Regions from separate parts of the Homo sapiens genome. Here regions 1, 3 and 4 are each linked to region 2. Evidence: chromatin contacts called from ENCODE Hi-C or POLR2A ChIA-PET data. All regions are on one chromosome and are shown on one strand. The core of a region is the stretch at or near the end of the contact, and the rest is flanking DNA. Distances in the headings are between cores, read along the strand shown. Region 1 overlaps LOC105372114 (a long non-coding RNA gene). Region 2 holds the start of C18orf32 (chromosome 18 open reading frame 32). Region 3 overlaps CTIF (cap binding complex dependent translation initiation factor). Region 4 has its middle 28 kb from the start of CXXC1.

Region 1 (2,700 bases), core at 80-2,579, 870 kb before region 2:
TTGAGGAGATATTGTTTTTAAAAATCATGAGCTCTAAAGGAAAGGTTTTTGTGTTCAATACACTCTGTAAGAAATGAATAAGAATGTTCAGATAATCTTTATGTAGGTCCTTAAGAGTTAAGCTTTGAGTAGAGAGGCTGTTTCTTGATGATGCCAAAAGGATGAAGTATTACCATAAAGCAGAACACGTTATCTCTGAGTGCTATCAATAAAGCTCCATCCAAATCATAGCTTACTTAGAATGCTGAATATTTGTCATCTTCCTCAAACGTGAGAAAACAGATTTTGGCTTTATTGTAATGCTGGCTGGAAGGTTTACTTGCCACATGGCCACAAGGTGGCAGGGCAGTGCCATTCTTCTGGAAGCCACCAGAAAAACGCAGCTAGGACTACGTGGCCACAGGTAGGAAGTCAGCAGTGCTCTTCAAGTTTATGAAGTTGAACTTTCGCTCTCTTTTTAAGCACTCCCTTTTTCTGAAAATCAAAGTAGCACATGTTTTTAATTGAAAATGTTATCCTGGGCAACATAGTGAGACCCTGACTTTATAAAAAATTTAAAAATTAGCCAGCTGTGGTGGTACACACCTGTAATCCCAGCTACTCAGGAGGCTGAGGCACGAGAATCACTTGAACCCAGGAGGTGGAGGCTGCAGTGAGTAGAGATTGTGCTGCTGCACTCCAGCCTGAGTGACAAAGAGAGACCCTGTCTCAAACACACACACACACACACACACACACACACACACACACAGAAAAATATAAAGAATAAAACAAAAAATTCATTATCCCACCACTCAGAAACAAACATGGGATGTGTAGACCATTCCCAGCCTTCTCTGCCAATGCCACCTGCTTAGGATACCCCTCTCTCACCTGCTCTGCAACACCCCTCCTGCCTTATCTCTCTCACTTCCTCACTCTGCCTAACGTGCCTCTCCCCATCTTTCTTCTTAACACTCACTACTATTTCACAGCAGTTGTCACTGCCTCCTCTGCTAGTCCGTGAGCACCATGTGGGCAGATAGCTTGTCCTGTCAACCCCTACCACCAGGAGCAGCAGTCCCAGGATGTCAACCCACTGCATTGCAGAACTGTCTATTTCTCCCTTCAAGTCTGTCATTTTTTTGGCTTCATACATTTTGGAGTTCTGTTGTTTGGTGCATGTCTCAGTCCCTTTTGTGTTGCTATAAAAGAATACCTGAGACTGGGTAATTTATAAAGAAAAGAGTTTTATTTAGCTCATGGTTCTGCAGGCTGAGGATCTCAATGGCATGACCCTGGCTCTGGCAAGGGCTTCTGTGCTGAGTCACAACATGACAGAGAAGGGCAAAGAGGAAGCAGACGTGTGAAGAAAGAGAAACATGAGGGGTGACCTGGCTTTGTAACAACCACACTTGTAGAAACTAATCAATTCCTGTGAGAACTAATCCAGATCCAGTCTTAAAATAGGAAGAACTCACTGACTATCTTGAGAACAGCACCAAGCCATTCATGAGGGATCTGCCCTTATGACCCAAACACTTCCCACTAGGCCCCACCTCCCAACACTACCACATTGGGAATCAAGTTTCAACACGAGCTTTGGCAGGAACAACAACAACAGCAAAACCATGCCCAAATCATAGCAGTGCATATATGTTTATTATTGTTACATCTTCTTGATAAATTGACCCTTTATCAATGAATAGTGAATTTGCTTGTCTTTTGTAATTTTAACTTCATGTCTATTTCATCTGATATTAGTGTAGTTATACCAGCTCTGTTTTGGCAACTATTTGTGTGGAATATCATTTTCTGTCTGTTTATTTTCAGCCTATTTGTATCTTTGGACCTAAAGTTAGTCTCTTGTGGGCAGACAACATGCTTTTATTTTTTAATCCATCCTGCCAGTTTTTGTCTTTTAACTGGTGAGTTTCAGTTATTTATATTTAAAGTGATTACTGATAAGGAAAGATTTACTTTTGCTACTTTGCTCTTAGTTTTATATATTTGTTATGTTTTCCCCCCAATTCTTTCAATATTGCTTTCTTGTTTAATTGATTTTTTTCTAATACAAAGTTTGGATTTCCTCCTAATTTTCTTTTCTGAATATTTAAAAATTATTTTCTTAGGAGCTGCCATGTACTTTCAATTAACATCCTAACTTTTTTTTAAAATAATCAATAGTTATCTCTCTGTATCTATGGAAGGTTGGTTCCAGGACCTCCCTTGGACCCCAAATCCTCAGATGCTCAAGTCTATATATAAGATGGTGTAGTATTTGCATATAATGTACACACATCTTCCTGTATACTTTAAACCATCTCTAGATTACTTACAATGCCTAATAAAATGTAAATGTTATATGAATAGCGGTTATGCTGTACTATTTTTCAAATCCATATGATTTCTAGTCATATTATCTGTGTTGATTTTTTTCAAATATTTTTGACCTTTGGTTGGTCAAATCCTCAGGTACAGAATGTGCAGGTACTGAGAAATAATTACAATTATTATCATTATGAAGAAATTTCAATACTGTAATTGAAATTTGTATCAGGTTAGCTTTAATAATATACAAAAACTCTGCTCCTATACAGCTGTCTCTTCCTAAATTACATCTTTATACATTGTCTCCCATTAACACATATTTATAATAATTTTATGCATTTGTCTTTTAAATTATATATGAAACAAAAAGAAAATTTACAAGGCAAAAAC
Region 2 (2,700 bases), core at 72-2,571:
AAACTGAAGAAACAAAAACTTATGGCACGGGAGTAAATTCAGCATTAAAATAAATGTAATTAAAAGGAAAAGAATGTTGGTTGTCTTTATTAGTGAACATATTTCAAGTGTCCTTACAAGATGGATCAAATGAGGATTTTTTAGGATTAGAACTAGAAACACAAGATTGTTTACCCTGCACCATTAAAAACCATTTTCATGGCTGGGCACAGTGGCTCATTTCTGTAGTCCCAGCACTTTGGGAGGTGGAGGCTGACTGCTTAAGCCCAGCCAGGGCAACATGTCAGAACCCTGTCTGTTAAAAAAAAGTAAGTGTGGTGTCACTTGCATGTAGTCCCAGCTAATTGGGGGGCTGAGGTGGGAGGCTGCAGTGAGCACTACTGCACCCCAGCGTGGGCAAGACAGAACAAGACCCTGTCTCAAAAAAAGTTTCATTATCCCAAAAGGAATTTGCAGTGGTTTTCTTTGCAGAACAATCCAGTATGTGAATATACCAGTTGATCATCCCCAGTTGGAAATGGCTCCATTGAGCATTGCCTTTGAGTATGATAACAGCACTCAGGCTCAGGTTTTGAAGCTTTTTAGGTTGATGCTCAACCTGTATCATTTCGTCAATTGATAAAGGGGTTTTGTTTTTGCTATTAGGAACGATGGTACTGTGAACGTTTGTGTGCAGATTTTTGTGTTTTCATTTATTGAGTATATACTAGAGTGGAATTGCTAGATCATAAGGTTACCTGAGTAAACATCTGAGGAACTTCCAAATATTTCCAAAAAGGCTGCACGCTACATTTCCACCAACGGTTTATGAGGGTCCCAGTTTTCACACAACTTCGCCAACACGTACTGACATCCTAGCGAGCGTCAGTACTTTTCGTTTATAAAGTGATGTAACTGCTTCTTTTAAGCAACTGACGTTTGTAAAGTTGGCCTTAATGTTAGTTTGCTCTGCCCTTGAATTTAAGAAACCAGCAAAACTAATAGCTTATCCACAGTTGCCTCAACGGCCTAGCTGCCACCTTCCGTGTGGGTGCCGCGCCGTTTGCACAGGCATCATCCTTTACCGAGATCCTGCGTTCTGGGTCTGGGTGTAGTCAGGTCAGGCTTTCTTCCCGCAGCGAAGCTTTTAGTTGGGCATCTGGGACGCGCAGGACTTTCGCGCTACCTGCAGGCCGCAGAGCCGGAAGCCTCGCCGCGCCCCTTGGGCAACACTGCTGCGTGCTGTGCGACCCCGGGTTGACGCAAGCGCGCCTTTGTCGTCCCCGTTGAAGGCGCCCATTGGCTCGGCTGCGGATCGTCCCTCCCTCCGGAAGTGCGGACATTGTCAGCTGCGTTTCCGCGGTCGCGGGTGAGTGTGCCCGGGCTAGCGGCCTGGGTTGGGCTTTGTAGCTGCTCCGCAGGCCCAGCCCGGGCCGCGCTCGCAGAGTCCTAGGCGGTGCGCGGCCTCCTGCCTCCTCCCTCCTCGGCGGTCGCGGCCCGCCGGCCTCCGCGGTGCCTGCCTTCGCTCTCAGGGTACCTTCCTTCCGCGAGCGCGCTCCTCCGCCCTCCGCCCCGCCCTCCCCTCCCCTCTGTCTGTATTCTTTGTCCACCACCGGCGCCCTCGGAGCTTGCATTTGCCTCTCCGATACTTTATATTGATTTTGTTCTTTTCCGTGGCCAAGTATCGGTTTCACATCCTTTCTATGACCTTCACCGTTAGGCCTCTGTTCTCGTCTCTTTTCAATCATTGTCATTGACTCAACCTGTCCCCGCTCCCTCTGTCTCCACTAAGATGACATGCTCAACTGGATGACTTGGAGGAAGGTGACTTTCCCTGTTATGCCTTCCCTATTTCGGATGGAGCCTCAGACTTTAACTGTCTACTCTGTTGTCTGGACTTAAGTTGAGTGAAAGAAGATTCCTCTGCAACAGCTTTAATCCGTTTTGCTCGCTTTGTTGGCTTGGAGCGAATAATTAAAATAATAATATCTCGTAGCCACCTTCTAGACTTTTCTGACCCAGTTTCCATATGTGTGAAGTAAAATATCTTACCGAAGTATTATTATGAAGATTAAAAGATAAGATACAAATAGGCTTCATTCCGAAGAGAGCTAAAAAGTCTCTTAAAAGCCGTAATTGTGGCGTAAGTGATTAGTAGTATTTGTCCTCGAGAGTTTATGTACATCGTACTGTGTGCGAACTTACTTAAAACACAATTGCAGAAGTAAAAATGAATCTTTATGATGGAGGGCCTGTCAGTCACTAAACTAGTACTGGTAGCATTGTCAGTTGTTTTGAAGGGGTTTCGTTGGTTTGGAAAGTTTGGTAAAAGTTTGGTAAAAACATGACCATTGTGTTTTTGGAAGAGGAAAAGGCAAGAGCATTGAGGAAAACCAGAACTGGAAATAATGGTCTTAGAAGCTCTAGTTACCAGTTACCTCTGTGAGAACTTTGGACAGGTTACAACTTTTGGATTTTTTTTTTTTTTTAATCTTGAGACAGGGTCTGCCTCTGTGGCCCAGGCTGGAGTCCAGTGGGCCATCATAGCTCACGGCAGTTTCGGCTTTCCTGGGCGCAAGCGGTTCTCTCCTTCCTCAGCTCCCCAAATACCTGGGACTACAGGCGCGTGCCATCACACCTTGCTAATTATTTAAAAAAAAAAATTAGGCCAGGTTCCAGTAATCCCAGCACTTTGGGAGGCCTAGGCGGGAGGATCATTTG
Region 3 (2,700 bases), core at 20-2,519, 660 kb after region 2:
CTGATCCTGGAGGTTCTTTCTCAAAAGGCCTGGCCCCGCCCACACTCTGACCTACAGTTCAGTGCTGGCGGCAATGAGAGCAGAGCCATCAAGAAGGAGCTGGAGCCTGGCTTGGTCTTGAGGTGGACAGAAGGGAGGAGAAAAGTTAGTTCCCTAAACATCATTCACATCTGAAGGCAAGAATGGCAGCAGGTGGATATCATCAATGCTAATTTGAGCTACAGGTCCTGAGAGCTGGAGTCGGTTGGAGAAAGATCCACAGGGGTCCTGGAGAGCTGTGTGTGCTTTATTCACCCTCGGCTCTTAGTGCAGGGCACCGTTTGCTCCTCCTCTCCCCAGGAGACAGCAGCTCTGTGAGGACAGGGACCCCAGCGTGCTTATGCCCAGGGCCTAGCAGTGGGTCCAGCACTCGGCACCCCAACTGCTAGATGGAGGGCACCTGTGCTGGAGCACGGAGGCTGGGCAAGGCGGGGGCCCACTCTGGGAAGCACGGAGGTCGGGGGGCTCTGCAGACGTCTGCAGAGTTGCCTGGATCCTCCCTTAAGGTGGGAAACAGGCAGGCTTATATTTTGACTTCTGAGTTACCTGGAGTAACTGATGGCCATTTTTTGCACCCCCAGTGCCCGGTTTATGATCTCTGAAATGTGTAAGTCACTGTCCCTCCCTCCCAACCAGTCCTCCCAACCAGACCTGCACTCAGAAAGTCCCCCAGCCTGGCTCCCCTAGTGTTTGCTGCCATCCACCTGCTGGGAAACTGCTAAGGGACGGTGAGGGTGTGTGAGCAGGAGGGCATCCTACTGTGTGATTTTAACCCCAAAGGATTACCCCAAAGGATTTAAAAATCTAGACGGATGCTTGTGCCTGTGTACATATACATCTTGTACCCACAACTCTGGCAAGGTACGATTCTATCCTCCCCAGTCCCGTCCATTAAACAGCTCAGAAAAAATAATCTGCACCCCCTCCCTCCTCCAAGCCTTCAGCAGCTGCCGGTCCCCTCCCACCTTCAGCTCAGCTCTGCAGATAGCAGGGGCCTCTTGAAGTTCAGACATTAATTACCCAGTCAGAAGATTTTTCAAAATTACAAGGCATGGCCCCAGGAGATAAGAGGGAGGAGGAGGAGCAGGCGGGGGAAGGAGATGGGAGGGCAAGCCGTCCAGGGCTGCGAAGGCGGGGCTGGGGGCTGGGAAGGTGCCCCTCCCCTGGGGAGAGTCCCCCTACTGCCCTCACTGCCCCCACTCGCCAGGCTTGTGCCCTCTGCAGGGAACGCAGAGAACAGGGATTTATAGCTCGTGCTGGGCCCATGCCCGAGGGTGCGTCTGTGGGGAGAGAAAGGGCTGGGGACAGGGATGTAGGACTTTTCTTGTTGGTCCTGAGCAGAAAAGTTTTGACATCACCATCTCTTACCTCCCTACCTAAGCCTTAAAGTAGAATTCCGGCTGGAAAATGGTTTTGTGAATTTAAATTGTTTTCAAGCAAGGGGAGATAGGCGAAATCATTCTCTCTCCCTAATTAGGAGGATGGATGGAGCTGAGGACTCCCCGGGAGGGAACTGGAAGGAAGATTTCACTGGGGGTCAGCAGGGCAGCTCAATCTATGAAAAAATGCCAAATAGTTGATGTTTATTAGGAAAAACTGCTCCCTGCTATATACCCTTCATAAGGCTAGTTAATTCCCCCGTGAGCACATGCATTCTGAATCTCTGTATTTCAGAGAAAATACCCAAAGCTTGCACCCACACCACCTTCCAAAACAGGATTAAAGAGATGTCCTCCTGAGCCATGTTGAGATTGGTTTAGAAATCTCTTGAGTTTTAAGACTGTTTAAAAACGGTTCTGGCTTGGAGACTGGTTTCCCTTTGGAAACCAGTGTCTGGTGGAAGCTGGTATTTTTATAACTCTAGGCTCTCTATCAGATCCTGTGTTACCATGGTTGCTAAGGGGAACACTGGCTTCAAATTTCACATTTCAGTTTGCAGAGTCTGGCTAAGGAAGCAGAACAGTCAAAGGGTGGGGGCTGGGGAGAGGGTCGGGAGTGGAGGTGGGGTGGGTGGGAGACTCCAGTTCTATCTTGAGGAGGTCAAGGATCCAGGCAGCTTCAGATGGGGCCGCTTCCGTGTGTTTATGTGTGTATGTTTGGGGCGTGGGGGTCTGGGTAGGTCGGCGTCACCCCGCTGAGTTAACTTCACTGTGTGTGCTGAGCGGAAGAGGGGAACGAAAGCTCTGGAGGGGACAAAGCGGGTGGGAAGTTATTTCGGCGGAGGTTACAGGAATGGTCGCTTAAGCTGGGGTATTCATAGCAGCAGCTGCTGGCCCTGCAGGGACTCCGATGCTAAGCCAGTGCCCAGGGGCTGGGTACCTGGCCCTAGGAAGGCTACATTCTCAGAGGAACATTCCAGGCGGGGTCTGTGCCTAAGATTAGGGCTGGAATAAACTGTTCATGCAGAAAGGTTCTCCTGATTTTTCAAGCTGCATTCTAGCCCTTCACTTCCTGCTAAGTCTTTTTGTTTGACCGTTACAGTCAGAACAAATTTAAAGGCAATCAGGAGCTGGGGAGTTGCTCTCTGCCGGGATGCCCTTTGAGGTGGCTCTCCTGCCTCCTCGCCTCTTCCTCCATCTGGGCTCCCACCTTCCCTCTCCTGCCCACGCTTTATTTGGAGCACTGCACTCCTCCGGGCACTGAGTTACCCGTGGGCTCCTC
Region 4 (2,700 bases), core at 95-2,594, 830 kb before region 2:
ATATGTAACTCTTGTCATTGACAGCACACACTTTACTGTGTCATTAAAGCACACACTTTACTGGTCATTATAGCACAGGGACCAGACATAAGTGGAGAAGCAACTAGGTGATTCAGGCCTAAGCCATAGGAGTCATGCCCAGCAATTTGTCTTCCCAGATGAAACTTCAGATTTCCAGTGATTTTAGCACTGTTGTCAAAAATCAATTGACCGTAGATGTATGGGTTTATTTCTGGACTCTCAATTTATTCCATTAATCTATATGTCCAGCCTGATGCCATTACCACACTGTTTTGATACATACAGCTTTTTTTTTTTTTTTTTTTTTGAGACAGAGTCTCATTCTGTTGCCCCGGCTGGAGTGGAGTGGTGCGATCTTGGCTCACTACAGTATCCACCTCCCAGGTTCAAGTGATTCTCCTGCCTCAGCCTCCTGAGTAGCTGGGATTACAGGCACCCGCCATCACACTCAGTAGTTTTTTCTATTTTTAGTAGAGATGGGGTTTCACCATGTTGGCCAGGCTGGTCTTGAACTCCTGACCTCAGGTGATCTGCCCACCTCGTCCTCCCAAAGTGCTGGGATTACAGGCATGAGCCACCACACCCGGCCTGCTAGTACTCTTTTTCTGAGTACTCTTTTCCTCTGCCTTCATGAAAATATCTTTCACATCACTAAAAACAAGGCTGTACTCAGGTTTGTATATAAAAGTATTTTCAAATTAATTAATTAATTGAAACATTTATCAAGTGTTGCATCAATTTACTTAATCTTGAGGGTAATTAATTGCTTGAAAGGAATTATGATGTCTAATGTTTGCATAAAGTCTCTCATTATAGGATCTATTCTTGTTATATAATCAGACCCAGCTAAAGAGAAAGAAGGCAATTATCTCAGAAACTCTGCAGGAAACTTATTAAATGGGCTCATACCAATGAGGCAGGGAACTTAACTTCTGTCTTTTGACAATTTCAATGTACCACACAATTTTAATATTGAGACTACAACAGTGAAACGAATAAACTTGTGAAGAAATAAAGCCACCTGTGGGAACAGATATTTCACAAGGTGCAGCAAAAACTGCCTTAAATGAACAAGCAAATGTTGTTGGTACATGTTCTTCTAGAATAATGACATATACCTAAGTGTGAAAAGGCAATGCTGCAGCAAAAATTTGTGTTTCTCTAGTGTTCCTTCCATTCAGGTAATATAGGGGGAGGAGAGAAGGCTTGCTATGATTAGTTGACTCTATTCTTGCCTAACTGCTTAACACAGTATCTCCGTGTGGTGTCCTTGCTTGAGTACACATGTGTGGTTTCCTCCTGCCAATTTCTGAAAGCATTTGTAAGGTTTCAGTAACCTAGCCCTTAATGTACGAAAAATAATGACCAATTACTTACTGAGCTCCACTGAATAAGTCTACTTATTGCAGACTAAGTGTCTACATTCCTTGTCTCTAATTCTGTCATCAATCTTATAAGACAGAGATTCACCCCATATTACAGATGGGGAAACTGAGGTTCAGAAATGTTGCATTATCAGACCAAGGTTCCACATCTGACAAATGGTAAAGTCAGAATTTGAATGGAGGAGTCAGTTTCCCTGGCTCCAGTGCTTGTGTTTCATCTGTGACGTCATGATGCTGCCGCCCAGCTGCACTCCCAGACATCCCCTCGTTTCACAGACTTTTAATGACTCTCAAATAGTCACTCTTAATTTGAATCTTTTCTGTTCATTCTAGATCTTTAATAATTCTGACTTTGAAAAAAGATTAGGTAAATACACAGCTGCACCACACTTGTCCACCATCTGGAAAAAAAATGCCATGCTCTGAGAAATTTTAACGTAAGATTCTTAACACAGAAACACAATTTAATTGACATAATGAACTTCAAGAATAAAAAGATATTTGTGCAAGCTTTAAAGCAAGAAAGAAAAAATATCATGCACAATAGAAAAATCAGGCTAGTCAAAAATTTCTTCACAGCAATATTTCTGCTCAATATTTTACTTGAAAGACTTCAAACTTGCAGAAAAATGGAATACTGCTACTACATAGAACACCAAGATTTACCAACTAATATTTTCCTCATTTGTTTATCTCTATCTATGTATGGATTAATCACTTTTTTATTTTTGTATTCTCATTTTCTTTGAAAATTTTGTTCTCAACCATTTGAAGTTAGGATGCAAATATCACAACACTTCACATTTTTGTTGAAATGTTTCTACTTATGGGAAGATGAAATGTCCAACCCAAACAATGAATGAAAGATATCTTAAATTCTGACTACCTATAATGTGAGCTGGATGCCAGAGAGGCTCAGAGGTAATTGGAAATTAGAGCATTGGCCTCTTATTTAAACAATATAGGTGAATCAATGTAGGAGCTTTATGGTAGGAAATTTCTCCAATATTTAGTAATAAGAGATTTATAAGACTTGAAAGCATGAGTTAATCTATTTGAAGAAAAAGGAGTACATATCTCAGTCAGAATTCCAGCAAAATGTGCAGATAGTATTTAGGGAAAGCAATAAGCAATAGTAGGTTCCCTACAGTTTGCAACACCAGGGAACTATTACTACATCTAGCCTGGAAGGCAATGTTTATGGAAACCTATTGAGAACAGCTGTATGGGAGAGGGCCATCTGAGAGGAGCTGTGAAATTTGCTAGGGTACTTGGTAACCCATAGAGAATCGAC

Evidence for each region. A loop is a pair of places that touch in the nucleus more often than their neighbours do. ChIA-PET counts read pairs that join two places held with the same protein, here RNA polymerase II (POLR2A). Pooled maps may share reads with other maps.
Region 1: a pooled map shows a loop between it and region 2 (4-fold over the local background). The contact joins the enhancer-like site here to the promoter of C18orf32 in region 2. A Hi-C loop is called at or near these places in 1 of 168 maps with a recorded cell type or tissue (naive thymus-derived CD4-positive, alpha-beta T cell), 3 of 37 single-sample maps with no recorded cell type and 7 of 50 pooled maps. POLR2A ChIA-PET finds 5 or more read pairs at or near these places in 1 of 52 experiments (naive thymus-derived CD4-positive, alpha-beta T cell).
Region 3: a loop to region 2 is called in a pooled map, with 2.8 times the contacts of the local background. The contact joins the enhancer-like site here to the promoter of C18orf32 in region 2. A Hi-C loop is called at or near these places in 7 of 50 pooled maps. POLR2A ChIA-PET finds 5 or more read pairs at or near these places in 4 of 52 experiments (HEK293, HepG2, PC-9 and 1 more).
Region 4: a pooled map shows a loop between it and region 2 (4-fold over the local background). The contact joins the enhancer-like site here to the promoter of C18orf32 in region 2. A Hi-C loop is called at or near these places in 2 of 168 maps with a recorded cell type or tissue (CD8-positive, alpha-beta T cell and naive thymus-derived CD4-positive, alpha-beta T cell) and 11 of 50 pooled maps. POLR2A ChIA-PET finds 5 or more read pairs at or near these places in 1 of 52 experiments (T-cell).

Annotation. Positions count from the first base shown.
Region 1 is chr18:50,355,065-50,357,764 of GRCh38, reverse strand. LOC105372114 (a long non-coding RNA gene) reads left to right here. Exons shown (of 3, transcript XR_935466.3): 2 at 1,813-1,907. Among named protein-coding and RNA genes, the nearest start is that of SKA1, 19 kb to the left of the region's middle. Within about 2 kb of position 1,329, at least 4 of the 41 ENCODE cell types and tissues checked have a DNase peak (open chromatin) inside an H3K27ac peak, as active enhancers do.
Region 2 is chr18:49,485,855-49,488,554 of GRCh38, reverse strand. C18orf32 (chromosome 18 open reading frame 32) reads left to right here and starts at 1,321. Exons shown (of 3, transcript NM_001035005.4): 1 at 1,321-1,512. All of the region lies in intron 5 of RPL17-C18orf32 (RPL17-C18orf32 readthrough), which reads left to right. RPL17 (ribosomal protein L17) reads left to right here. Exons shown (of 7, transcript NM_001035006.5): 7 at 1-74. The coding sequence ends at 36. MIR1539 (microRNA 1539) reads right to left here and starts at 1,182; the gene lies at 1,133-1,182. RefSeq lists an enhancer at 1,263-1,422 and a silencer at 1,463-1,592.
Region 3 is chr18:48,827,345-48,830,044 of GRCh38, reverse strand. All of the region lies in intron 10 of CTIF (cap binding complex dependent translation initiation factor), which reads right to left. CTIF-AS1 (CTIF antisense RNA 1) reads left to right here. Exons shown (of 3, transcript XR_935449.3): 3 at 1-2,700. Among named protein-coding and RNA genes, the nearest start is that of CTIF-AS1, 13 kb to the left of the region's middle. Within about 2 kb of position 1,269, at least 11 of the 41 ENCODE cell types and tissues checked have a DNase peak (open chromatin) inside an H3K27ac peak, as active enhancers do.
Region 4 is chr18:50,314,220-50,316,919 of GRCh38, reverse strand. No RefSeq gene overlaps it. Among named protein-coding and RNA genes, the nearest start is that of CXXC1, 28 kb to the right of the region's middle. Within about 2 kb of position 1,344, at least 3 of the 41 ENCODE cell types and tissues checked have a DNase peak (open chromatin) inside an H3K27ac peak, as active enhancers do.